2 separate regions of the Mus musculus genome follow, and region 1 is linked to region 2. Evidence: chromatin loops called from intact Hi-C (ENCODE). Cell type or tissue: gastrocnemius. All regions are shown on one strand. Each heading gives the region's core, and the rest is flanking DNA. Links, peaks and the distances in the headings are about the cores only.

The links. A loop is a pair of places that touch in the nucleus more often than their neighbours do. Peaks named below come from ENCODE experiments on the same cell type or tissue, not always from the same donor. Only the 100,000 strongest peaks of a DNase experiment are listed, where the experiment ranks them.
Region 1: a loop joins it to region 2, with 2.2 times the contacts of the local background. A loop is called at or near these places in 3 of 42 quality-filtered maps.

What each region holds. Positions count from the first base shown.
Region 1 is chr5:138,987,420-138,993,674 of GRCm38, forward strand. Pdgfa (platelet derived growth factor, alpha) reads right to left here. Exons shown (of 6, transcript NM_008808.4): 2 at 5,869-5,965; 3 at 930-1,034. Among named protein-coding and RNA genes, the nearest start is that of Pdgfa, 4.4 kb to the right of the region's middle. In gastrocnemius, for the core only: no CTCF peak of the experiment used is centred there; a DNase peak (open chromatin) is centred at 3,788; H3K4me3 peaks cover 677 bases; H3K27ac peaks cover 1,581 bases.
Region 2 is chr5:138,927,003-138,933,257 of GRCm38, forward strand. No RefSeq gene overlaps it. Among named protein-coding and RNA genes, the nearest start is that of Gm38726, 4.5 kb to the right of the region's middle. In gastrocnemius, for the core only: no CTCF peak of the experiment used is centred there; a DNase peak (open chromatin) is centred at 3,144; H3K27ac peaks cover 451 bases.

The DNA of each region.
Region 1 (6,255 bases), core at 2,296-4,795, 61 kb after region 2:
CCCTGGGGGTGAGAGGGGAAAACACGAATGAACAGGGATGGGGGACCAGACTCCTCCCTGCTCTCAGGGACCAGCATCATCCTTCCGGACGTGAGTCCCTCCAACACAGAAGCCCCAAACACTGGGCCAGGTACACTGCTCTGGGCTCCAGGGTTTAGCCACTCCTTGTTTCTCATGACAGCCCTTATAGAGAGTCTTTTAAGTGGGTCTCACGTAAGGGCCTTAGATTGCAGTCAGCACCCCTCAGCTCAGTTGGGAGTAGGAATTCTATAGTCCTAGGGAGATGGCTGAGATCTATTCTCACCTCAGGAATGTTTTCTGCCAGTAACTAGGAATCTATATTTTTGCTGGTAACTACATCTCAGAGAGAGGGGGTCTACTTGCACAGGATCACACAGCAGCCAGTGCCTGAACAGTCCATAGACAGCTCCCTTAGCTGAGCTGGGACTCACTGGCTCACAGCTGAAATTCCACCCTAGAGCCAAAGGTGAGTGAGGTAGGGTCTCTGGAAGAGGTGTCCTCCAGCTGTGGGCCCCAGCACACTCCAGGCTGCACCCGGCTTCTGCAGCTGAAGCAGGGGAGCACGCTGGAGCTCACCTCAGGAACTGAAAAGTAAGCACAGCCACGTTTTCCAACGAAGCCTCCTTGTAGACAGGCCCTGACAAGACTGGGCACTTAAGGAATTTATAATGTTCCCCTCCTGGAAACTCTTGGCCCAGGCACAAGACTGCAGAAGGGCAGGCAGGAGACACTCTAGAGAAGAGGGCTGCCTCCCTGGGGAGGGCAGCAGGCCAGCAAAGCCTTTGTTTGGTGGAGAAGGGATGTGTGGCTGTGCTGGAGGAGGACCGAGTTAGCACGGAGCACTCACAGCCCCAGTGGGAACCTGCCCCCTTCCAGCTGCCACACAGCGCACAGCCTCCCGTGCTCACCAATACTTCTCTTCCTGCGAATGGGCACAGGCCGCTTCTCGGGCACATGGTTAATGGCATGGGACCCATGGGCTCTCAGACTTGTCTCCAAGGCATCCTCAGCCCCTGAAAGTAGAAAGAAAAATATGGTAAAGAGTCCACACGTATGTAATCACACCCCCTGGGACCTAAACAGCTGGGGCTTCTACAGCAGGTTTCAGAGCAAGAGGACAAAGGGCCCAGTCCCCAAGCCCAGACAACTCTGCTCTGCTCGAAAGGGGGGTTTACAGATGTGCCTTCAACCAACTCCCTATCATCTTGTCAGTATACATGTCCCCCAAGTGCAGCTCTCCTGTGAAATTCTGAGGTTCATTCAGGAAGGCACTCAGGTAATCTCCCTTATGACTCCGAAGGGAACCCCTGGAGGACTGCACTGGGTCAGGAAAAGTCCCAAGGCCACCCAGCTGAGCCCAGTCTTGAAGCAGTACTACCATCGCAGCTGAAGCAAAAATGGGAAGGGCGGCTGCCTCTCTCTCCTGCTGTTGTGTGTACAGCGCCTCCCTCTTGTAAAGCAGGCTTTGATGAAATGCCCTAACCTCTGAGGGGCATCGGAAGCAACGCCAGACTGGGCTGCCAGCCAACCTCCACTGTTCCTGAAATAAGCCTGCTCGGAGGGCCAGAGGCCATGAGAAACAGCAAAGGGGTGCGGCTGGTAGCTGAGAGAGGACTGAGGCTGGAGTCCCAAGCGAGGGCTGGGTGACTAAGACAGCGAGGCATACAGAAGAGAGAAAGGAGAGCAGAGGCACCTGCAGGAGTGTTTCTACCTTGAGGGCCACCAGGCGCTCAGCAGAGGTACAGCCACCAACTGAGGACAGAGTTGAGGTCAGCCCGGAAAACCTAGCCCCTGAGATACACTGACCCAGAACAGAAGAAGGGGCCACTACACTGCCCCTGAGTTCTGCAATTCCTTGGGACAAGAGCCCCGCCACAGGCTCAGCCCCAAATACAGTCAATCTACACCTGCCTTTCCAGCCTATACCACGCAGAACTCCAAGCAAACTTCCTCCTCCTTGGGTCCCAACATTTAGTGACATCCTGCCCAAATGGACAGTTTCCCTAGCAGGCGATACAAAGCCTATTAGGTACCACACCATCCACAACCAACAGGAGACACGCCAGCCTCCTCCACCCTCAGACGTCCTCTACCCACACATTTAAGATAAAAAGCAAAGGCTCGACTAAGGTGTGAATGTCAACGATGAATCTGGGCCCAAAAAACTATTTAAAATGACTCAATGTTCCAATGGCACCGATTTTATTTTAAGACCCAAAATAAGATCAGAACTGCTCATGCAGTAAAAATTTCCCATCAACCAACTGTTACAAAGAAGCGTCTCTTCACAAAAAAAAAGTGACGTGGTGAGTCACGACCTAGTGATGACCATCCTGCTGTGACCAATTCAACAAGAAATGAATGGGCCATCCACTCACAGGGCCTGCAAGAAAGGGCGGTGGTACCAACTGTGGTCCTCTGATGCCTGGCTTGCCTCAACATGTACATAGTAGATGTCACTGACTGCAGAGGCCAGGGCACTAGAGTCCAGAGAAACTGAACAAGACAAAGACAAATCAGACAGGCAGGGTGTGGTAAATCCCCTCACTCAGGAGGTGGAAGGAGGAAGATGAGGAGTTCAGAGTTCAAGGTTCAGATACAAAGTAAATTTGATGTCAGCCTGGGTCACAAAAGATCCAGTCTCAAAAAAAATTAAAAACAAAACAAAACAAAAACTCAGAAATAAAGACCAAAGGAGAGCTGGGAGCCTCCAAGGCTCAATCGGTCGTATTCCCCAATCCAAAGTCTCCTGACTGAACCTAATGCAGACAAACGCAGCCACAGAGACTGGCTACAGCTCCTACTCAGACAAGCCCACCTTCTGCCCCCCCCCCCCAGATCAAGATAGGTGGTCATGAGCCAGAGGTGGTAGCATAACAGAAGGATCTGAAGTTCAAGGCCACCCTTCTCAGGAAAACAAAGCAGGCTAGCGATGCAGTTCATCTGAAAGGGGGTCCAGAACACACAAGCCTGGGTTCCATCCCCAACACTGCATTACATTCAGTATGGTGATGAGTATTTGTAAACCTACTCCAATGGAAGTAGAGACAAGAAGATATCCTTGGCGCCACAAGGGAGTTCAAGGACAGCCTGGGCTACTTGAGACCACAGCTTTAAAATAATAAGTAAATAAACAGACAGTCACAAGCCAACAGTCAATCCACCACGGTGGCATCTTTGATGCATTCTTTGGGAGTCTAAAAATGCTATCCTGTGCGACACAGCTGAGCCCAGCATGAATTAGTAGCTAAGCCCCTCTCAGGTCAAAGTCACCTCCCTTTATCCGATTGCAGATGTGTGGGTGACAATGTCTGATGACTAGAGGAAGGACAGACAGAGTCCACTAGCCCTGTCCCGACTACAATATTGTGAGTAGCCTGGGATGGGATGTGTATGTATCAGTTGCTCAATGACCCATGGCGCCTAGCCAGCGGCTCTAGAGAACAAAGCTCCCGTTACACACACACACACACACACACACACACACACACACACACAGAGAGAGAGAGAGAGAGAGAGAGAGAGAAAGAGAGAGAATGAGAATCGACCTGAACTTCTGAGCTGTAGTTCACAGCAAGGCTGCATGCCAGTAATGAATCTCTGGACCCAAAAGCCACACTGGAAAGACCACTTAGAGCTCCTTGACTCTGCCATGGAATGCTCTGGGCTCAGGGACATTCCTGACAGTGCACTGGAATCTTGCCACCTCTGGAGCTGGGCCACACAGCCAAGGAGCTGCAAGGTTGGGAGGAGATGCCTTCAGGGTTTCCCCATCTGGAAAATGGGGATGCTGCCAGCTCACTAGACAAGCCATGTGCCAATCACAAGGCTCCGCCCACTTGGATGAGGAGTTGGCTGGGACACCCCTAAGCCTTTCTCTGCTCCCTGCAACCTAGATATAGAGACAGCAAGATTTCACCTGGAGAGGCCATCCTGAGGGATGTCCCAGTGAGGATGCCTTTCCAGCTGACTCTAAAACTGACTACCACAGCCTTCTGCAGCCTCCTCTGGCAGCCAGAGCCGCAGGGCCCCTCACTTCAAGAAGAGACAGAAGGTGAATGAGAGCCAACCAGCCAAGACTAGTTTCCAGATAGTTTCCACATCAGAGCAGGGGGATAGCCCAGCAAGGAAGACCCCACTTTGGGTTGGTGTCATGATGGGTCCTCCAGCTCTGTCTTCAAGACTAGGAAGCTAGGAGGATAGCAGAAGTCCACAGGCACACTTGGCTTCCAGAAGTTTCCAAGGGAGATTCCCAAATGTCTGATAGGTAGAATGAGGGTGGAGATGTCCTACACACACACACACACACACACACACACACACACACACCATTCTTTCAGAAGCAATTTGAAACCTCCAGGGGCCCTGGACAGCTTTTTCTCTTTGGACCCTCCCAAGGAGGAGGCCTCCAGCCCCCTCATTGGGCACACCGGCTTAACCTTAACAGAAGCTTGGTGCTAAAAGCATTAATGGTGGGGGGTGGGGGAGGCGTGGCTGCAGGGAACAGCATAAGAATGGTCCCCGCTGCAAGTGAATGGCCCATTTCCCCCAACATACAGACAGCAGGAGGCCCAGCCCTAGGCTAAGCAGGGCAGGAAAGCAGTCCGCCTTTGGGGACCAGCAAAAACTCTGGGAGTATTTCCCCAAGTGACCCAAGCCAAGTCCCCCACCCAGGCCTACTCAAAAAGGGATCAGATCAAACCCCCTGACCCAGCTCTTGATATCCAAGTGAAACCCTAGGCCTGCCATTCCTGATAAGGATCAGGCCAAGGATTTCCTGGGTCAAGAAACTACTGAAACGGGGCCGCCTGGTTAAAAAATGCTTTTGGCATGCAACAAAAACAGTTCAGGCCTCTCCACCACCATAATTAGGTACAAATTTCCAAATGGCTAGACCATGTGATTTTACTTAATTCTCTCACCACTCGGCCCTCTCTGAAAAGTTTTCAAGGAGGGGGAAAATCGTCACTTGGAATTCTTCACTTTAGCCCTTTAGTTCCTCCTGACAAACTCACTGGGGCCTTTTTATTTCTTTTTAAGCTGGTAAATTTTATCCCAGTGTGTCAAAAACAAAAACAAAAAAACAGGCTAAGTGTTCATTTTGAAAAGGTTATCACAAAAGACAGGAGGAGACCACGTCCTCCCCGCACAGAGGCTGCCTCTCCCATCCCCATCGCGCCCATTTATTTTAGCCCTTGTCATCCGAGTCTAATACAACCCTACATTTACAAATTGTTTTCTACAGTGGCTTGGCTCTGGCCCGAGGCGGGAAGCCCCCAAAATAGCCCCAAGCGTCCGTGTACTAGGCGCGCCTTTTTACAGGATGGTGTGGAGAAAAAAACATCGGCCTCCTGCGCCCACCTATGGGACCCAGCCCCAGGCGATCAAGGCACCAGGGAGTGGAGTTTACAAAAGGCCCGGACCGACCAGCTCCTCAAGCACTCTGGGGGCCCTGGCCAGGAGAAGACTAGCCACAGCCACGCTCCCTCCGGGCCGGCTCCCGCGCTCCCGGGCCAGAAGCAGCTGTTGACCCGCATACCTGGCAGTTTTCGGCACACTCTAAAACTGAACTTTCAGTGACACACCCGCTGCGTTTCACTTAAAACAACCCCTGGGTGAGCGAAGCAACCCTCCGCTGCCGCTGGGAGAGAAAGTGGCAACTACAAGAGAAACGCCTGACTCATACGCCTGGGCGTTTATGGCCGGCGAGTGGAGTCTGACCTTTCGGTGCGCTCCTGCGCAGCGCCCGGCCCGGCGGAGCGCGCAGGGTACGGTTCCTCGCGCAGCCGGCCCGCCCCGCCGCCCGCGCCCTCCTCTCAGCCAGGGCAGGGCAGGGGCGCGATTTACCTACGGAGTCTATCTCCAAGAGTCGCTGGAGGTCCCGGATGCTGTGGATCTGACTTCGAGCCAGCCGCTCGATCAACTCCCGGGGTATCTCGGCTTCCTGCAAGCAGACCACACCGTCAGGACGCGCCCAAGGGTTCCAGCCCAGCCCCAGGGGCCACACAGCCCGGCCGGACCCTCGTTAGGCCCTAGAGCCAGAGGATCGGCTGGGGCTAGATGGGACCCCCTAAATCCTCCACACTGTTCCTATCTGTCTGACCTTGATAAAAATACCCCAACAATGCCTTGACATGTTCAGACAAAAATCACCCGCGCTCTGGCCTCCCCAGGGTGTCTGGGGGCAGCCAGGGGCCCGAAGAGTTTCTGGTTTAATAGCTAAATCCACATGTA
Region 2 (6,255 bases), core at 2,009-4,508:
TCATAGAACCCTGAGGTCCCGGGTGCATGATCAGAATCTGTATCAGTTGATCCTGAGGTCACCTTACCATGGGGCTGTCCAATCCCTGTTTGCCAGGACTGTTTCACCAGCAAACGATGTGTTTCCATCCCTGAATCAAGCCAGCTCCTGTGACGTCACAGGCTCCAGTGACCTCTCACTGGCCGCGTACCTTCTCGAACAGGGCTGAAGACATCAGAAAGGTTCTGCCTGAGTGCAGGAAACAATTGCTCTCAGGGCACCTCAGCCAGATGAGGCTTCCCTCACTGCCTGGATGTCAGGTTGAGGTCTAGCCTGGCCTACAAAGCCCCCAGATGACCCAGCTGCGGGGACTCTGGCCTCCCACTTCCTCAGCTCATCAAGGCCTGTAACAGACCAACAGAGAAATGGAAAATAAAGCTTGGCTGGTCAGCCACAGTGGGCTAAGGACAGCCTGTGGTCATGATGCACAATACCCAACAATGAGGTGTTCTGCAGGTTTGCCTGAAGCCAGACCCATGCTGACAGGACAGAGTTAGGGAAGGCAAGGGGAGTGGCCCCCATACACAATAGCAGCTGACAGGGCAGTCTTGGCCCTTTCCCTGGCAGCCTCTTCAGACACATCTCTGGCTGGTCTTTGAGTCCTGTGTGGCCTTCGAGGGAGGCTGGCGCCCATTCCCTTTGACTGGGCAGCTTCGCCTGATCCCGTGGTCCTTAGAAAAGAAAGACTTAGGCTGAGGACCCAGAAAGAATTGCATATTGAATGAGGCACAGGGCCAGCGGTAGCTGTGAGGTGGAGACAGGCTGAGGCCTCAGGCCAGCGGTCACTAAAGGTTGGAGGGTCTGGAAGCTAGGGACACAGGGGATGCTGGGCTAGGGTGAGAGAGGGAGAGTGTGCCTCAGCCAGTCATCCCAGAGAGTCATTGTGTTCTGTAGCCAGCACACCATTACCAGGGAGAAACGGAGACTGAGGCCAAAGAATAGGAACTTACATCTGTGTCTATGAGGGCCATCAGGACCTGAAGGGACCCCTCAGGATGTCCCTGCAGGGCTAGGGATGTGGCTCAGTTGATCAAGTACTTATCCAGCACACACAAAATCCTAGATTTCATCCCAAATACCGCATAATCCCAGAACTTGTGAGGTGTAGGCAAGAGGATCAGAAGTTCAAGGTTTTCCTCAGCTGCAGAGCAAAATTGAAGGTGGCCAGGGATACTCGAGATTCTGTCTAAAAGAGGGGGGTCTGTATGTGGTTTGTATGAGGGAGTCAGAGTCCCCTCACACAGATTCAATACTTTCCTCCCTCATTCCTAGTGTCCTCCCTCTGGAGATGTCCCACACTGAGTTGCAGCCCAGGGAGGCAGCTTGGCAGAAGGAGAGCATGTGCTGTCCGCCCCTAGGGTTGGAGGTACACACCCGGGCTTGAAGCTTCCAAGCCACATGGCCCTATGAGGCAATTGTCAGTGTCTGATCAGTGACTACAAAAAGTCCCTGTCTCTGAGATCTTCCACTAGGTAGGGGACAAGACTTCTTCAGAAAGGCTGAGCTGCCTGTCATGGGAGGTAAACAAGCCATCTGTGGCGTTGATGACCAAACAAACCTCTGCAACTGCAACGTCATACCCAGACCTGTAACAACTCAGTCGGGCTCAGCCTCCTCCCCCTATTTTGGTTCCCAGTGAACCCAAGACCTGCAGTTAAGCCAGACCCTAGCGAGGACCTCAGAGTGGGCCAGGGCACCCATGCCATGTCACTCCCGGTTCAACTGTGGACCCTTAGGCAGATTCCCTTAATGCTAAGCAGGAGGGCCCTGGGAAATGGGGCTGCCTCGGCCGTGTGGAAGGGCCTACCTGAGATTGAGGCTGGCATACAGAAAAGCAGATGTGAAATAAGGCCAGCCAATGATATTGTTGGAACACCCGGATCTAACCATACCTAGTGCCAATAGATCTGCTGGGTGTGGCATGAGCCATACCCCCTTGCCAAGGCCCCCTCCATCCTAGGAGTTATGCAATCATCCCACAGCTCTGCTGACTAGCTCCCAATGGACTCCTCAAGAGCTGTGACTGCACAGACCCTCCCCTCCCCACAGCTCCTGTCAAGGCCTACGGTTTCCTTAATCTACATACCAAAGAACAGGACCCACAGGAAGAGTCTCCAAGATGCCAAGCCTCTACCTACCTACTGGAAGAGACAAGAGGCAGATCTTCTTTAGCTTTGTGACCTGGAGCAAGTTACTCAACATCTCTGAGCTTCACGGGGTAAAAATGGGGTCCATGTCCAGGTTCAACACCCAGCACCGCATAGAGGCTCACACCCATCTCGAACTCTAGTCCCAGAAATTCAACACCCTCTTCTGGCCCCTGCACGTACTGCATGCACACGGTACACAGACATACATGGAAGGCAAAACACCCATATACATTTTTGTCATGAGGTCTATGATCCCCACCTCCAAAGGTTGGAAAGAGTTGGGGGTAAGTTTGAGTTTGGGGTGCTAGTCAGTAGGGCTACCTACCTGTGGTTCCTTCTGCTTTAGGGTCCAGTGCTTGGCAGGTCTGTACTCCCAAAAGGCTCAAGATTTACTAGGGAAGTATGAATGGCTCCCCACATACATATATATCCAAGGAGAAGGGCTAATCCTCACAGACCTAGAGAAGCAGGTTTTCATCACTAACTGGGTCCTGCGTACTAGGAAGACCTAGCTAGCTCTCACTGGGAAACCACAAGCCTCGGCTTTTGCCCTGGCCACACCCCATTCTAGGCCTGGACGTGCCATTCGAGTAACAGGAGCAGCCCACCCCACCACCCAGCAGCTGTAAGCCAGCAGAGTAGCAGGTTCAATGCCAGCAGAGTTTTGCCGGCCCTGCCCTCTGTGGGAGACCCAGGCCACACCATGCATGGAGCCTCATTCTTAGTATGCCCTTGACAATTCAAACAAATGCCATTCTTTTTTGCTTGACAGGGACCCAAAGGTCCCTGTCTGTCTCTGCTGTGTAGGGTAACGACTAGAGATGTCCCAGGGATAACCTGGGCACACACTGGGCCTCCTAAGGGCTCATTCCCTGGGCCTGCCAGGAACCTGGCTGGCAGCCAACAGTGTCCCTGCGGCGCCGCACCTGGCTCTCTGGGGATTTGTTCTGAGTGACACCTTCAGGTGACAGATCTGAGATCTGAGTCTTAGACAGGCCTTACAGATGGCTGAGGGCAGGTGGAGGAGCCATTGGGGGGAGGGGGAGGGGGAGCCAGCCCCTTTGTGAGAACAAGACCCCGGAGGCCACTTTTCTAGGGGGTTCTCATTTGGCTGGACGAAAGCCCCCAGGAAGCAGCCGCTTGCCCTCGCTGGGGCGTGCAGGGCTGAGGCTGGAGTCTCAGGTTGCCGGATCACATATTTTCCAAATGACAGTTGCTACAGGCACAGGCTAGCACAGGTAGGGGTTGCTGGCTCTGCTGGGGTAGGGAGGGGGCCCAGATGCCCAGAACTGCCTGGCTTGGTCTTCCTCCTGGCCCTAGTAAGAAGGTAATAACTGTTCCATGTGGAGCCAACACATGGAACACAGCAAGGAGTAGGGGGCCATCAGTTGGCTGTGCGGTATCAGCGGGGTCACCCAGGTCTGCTGTGTACCTGCCCCTGGACACCAACTACACAGTTCAGGCTCCTCACAGCTGGATTTCTACAATCTACACCATCTGCTAGAGGAAAGGACCAGAACTCCTCTAACTACCAGGATAGGACATCTAAAAGCTTCTCCCAGAGCTATTCTGGAGTTTGCATGGGACATCCACCATTTTTCCCAACAGGGTCACCTCTCAGAAGACCTTGGGGTACTCAACCTTCACAGCCACTTCAGACCTCTCCGCCTCTGGTGTCTTTTCTCTCTTTTTAAAAATTACTTTTTTAGGAGCCTACAAGATGGCTTTCAACAGGTAAAGGTGCTTGCGACCAAGCCTGATGACCCACGGGACCCACATGGAGAGGATTAATTTTTCTAGACCAGTCTCTGATCTCCACACGTACACCACTGCATGTGTGCACCCACACACGCCCACATGTAAATACATAAATAAATGCAAAATTTATGACATTTTCATTCATCGCTGTGCTGTGCTCAGACACAACCCCAGTACCCACCTACCATCCCCACCGCTCCTTCGTCATCATCTTCCTCTATAGATTTCCGGATGTCTGTGCAAGTGATATGTTTGGACTTAGCTGTGGGGTACCTGAGGCACAGACTAAAAATCAGGCATGGGAGGGGGGGTGTCTAGAAAATGCCTCCCAGGTTCTCCCTTGGGCCTTGAGTGAAGTCACGGTTTGTCCCCAAGCTTGCCTGCAAAGAGATGTTATGTCTTGAGGTTGTCAGACATGAAGGATCCAGTGTGAGACAAGAGTCAGCCCAGAAGCTTCAACACAAAGGAAGTCCCAGGGCTGTTTCCCCCCCACCCACACAGTGCAATGAAAAGTATTGCCCTGAGCATCTCTGGATTCCTGGTCCTGCCAGCACTGGTGCCAGTGGAGATCTGGCAGGTGAGTCTCCCCACCAATGCATTTAAAGGCTGCTCTTCTGGACTCTGCGGTTGTCCGAGTTCCCTGGGAACTGAGAGCAAGCAGCTTCTACCTTCCAGAAAAACACCCACAAGTAAAAGGTGCTCTGAGGCCTGGGATGACGAAGGAACAAAAACTTCATCCAGAAATGCAGCCACCCCATCATGGAGAGACGCAGTGCGGGTCCCTCGCAGGCAGCCTGGGGCACACAACAGGCTTGCTGCTTTATGAATTGATTTGAGACTCGGGCCTGATCTCCGGTGACATGTTATTTGGGTAACCTGCAGTTTTCTATCCACACAGTAATTTTCACCTCCCTCACTGTCAAGCAAAAGACAAGCTTTCACCTTAAGTTGAGACTGCTACCAAAATAGCAGGCGAGGCCTTCTAAATGAAAGTAATCGCACAAAGGGCCCTGAGTGACAGGCACACAATGGACGCCCTGGTAATGTCCGGGTGTTCAAAGAGGCCCAGGTGGGCAGACGGGAATGGGCTTGTACCCAGGCGCTGCTACATCTCCCGCTCCAATTCTCAGGGGATCCCAAGGCACGAATTAGCAGAGCCAGCCCCTGGAGTTTCTGCTTAAACCCTTTCTAAACCCCAACAAAAGTCTGATTACAGTTTAGTTGAGATGGTGAGAGAGAGGAAGGAACTCGGAGATCGAGCGATTAGAATCCGCTTCCTCTCCCGCTTCCACCTTTTCACTGCGAATCCTGAGGGTGCCCTCTCATCCTTAAGTTTCTCAAGTCTGTAAACAAAATGCCCCCTCCTGGTGACATCAAAGGCAAATGTAAGGGAAAAGTGTAGCCTGGGGCAGGGGCAGACAGTCCTGGGCTGACCCCTCAAAGGAGCTCATTTCTGTTTCCTGGCAATAAAAAGGGAGAATTGAAGGTACACGAAGGACTTGTGCGAAGCCCCTGGCTGAACTTAGTTGTGCGCGGGCAACTGGCAGACGTGGCCCCGGGTGGGACGGCCTGCCAGACCCTGTCAGCTCTCACACTCCAAGCCGGCCCCTCACCTCTCCAGCAGGGGCCCCTCCGCGGCTCCCTTGAGCTGCACTCCTACCTAGGATCTCATTGTGGCTCGGTGGGTGGCCCCAGGGAAAGCTGGAACAATGAGGAGGCTCAGTCTCCCTCCCACAGAAGGGACCCTGCTCCCTCCGCCTGTGCCTGTTTCGGGAGCCTAATGAATCGGTGTTTGTAAAAGATGTGAGCATCAGATGAAAGGGTTGCGGAGGCCTGCTTGTTAGAGAGGACCAGTGTGCCAGCACCCCTGAGCACACCCCCACCCTTTGCCGGAACACCCCAGAGAAAGCCACAGCCAGATCACCACTGCCAACAGTTGAGGCAACAGGGGGCCACGTGGCTGGACCAGTCCATCATTTGACAAACCCACGGTGTGACAGAGGACTCCATGCCTGAAAGGGCAAAGCGACAGAGAGTTGACTCTGTGGTCCCCTTGTGCTCAGCACCTGTGTTTGGGCAACGGCTCCCCCACCCAGGTCTCAAGTTCATGCTTGTCACTGGGAAAAGATCCACAGGAGCTTCTGTGACCTGGAGGGGGGACACCTTAAGAGACTCTTCTCTGTTCTGGAACCTAGCCTTAAGGTGGGCAGGAGCATGGCTCAGCTGCAGCCCAGGGGCTCTGACTTGCCAGACCCAGAGGACAGGACCTAAAGCAATCAGATCCAGCTGGCAGGCCTACAAGATTCAG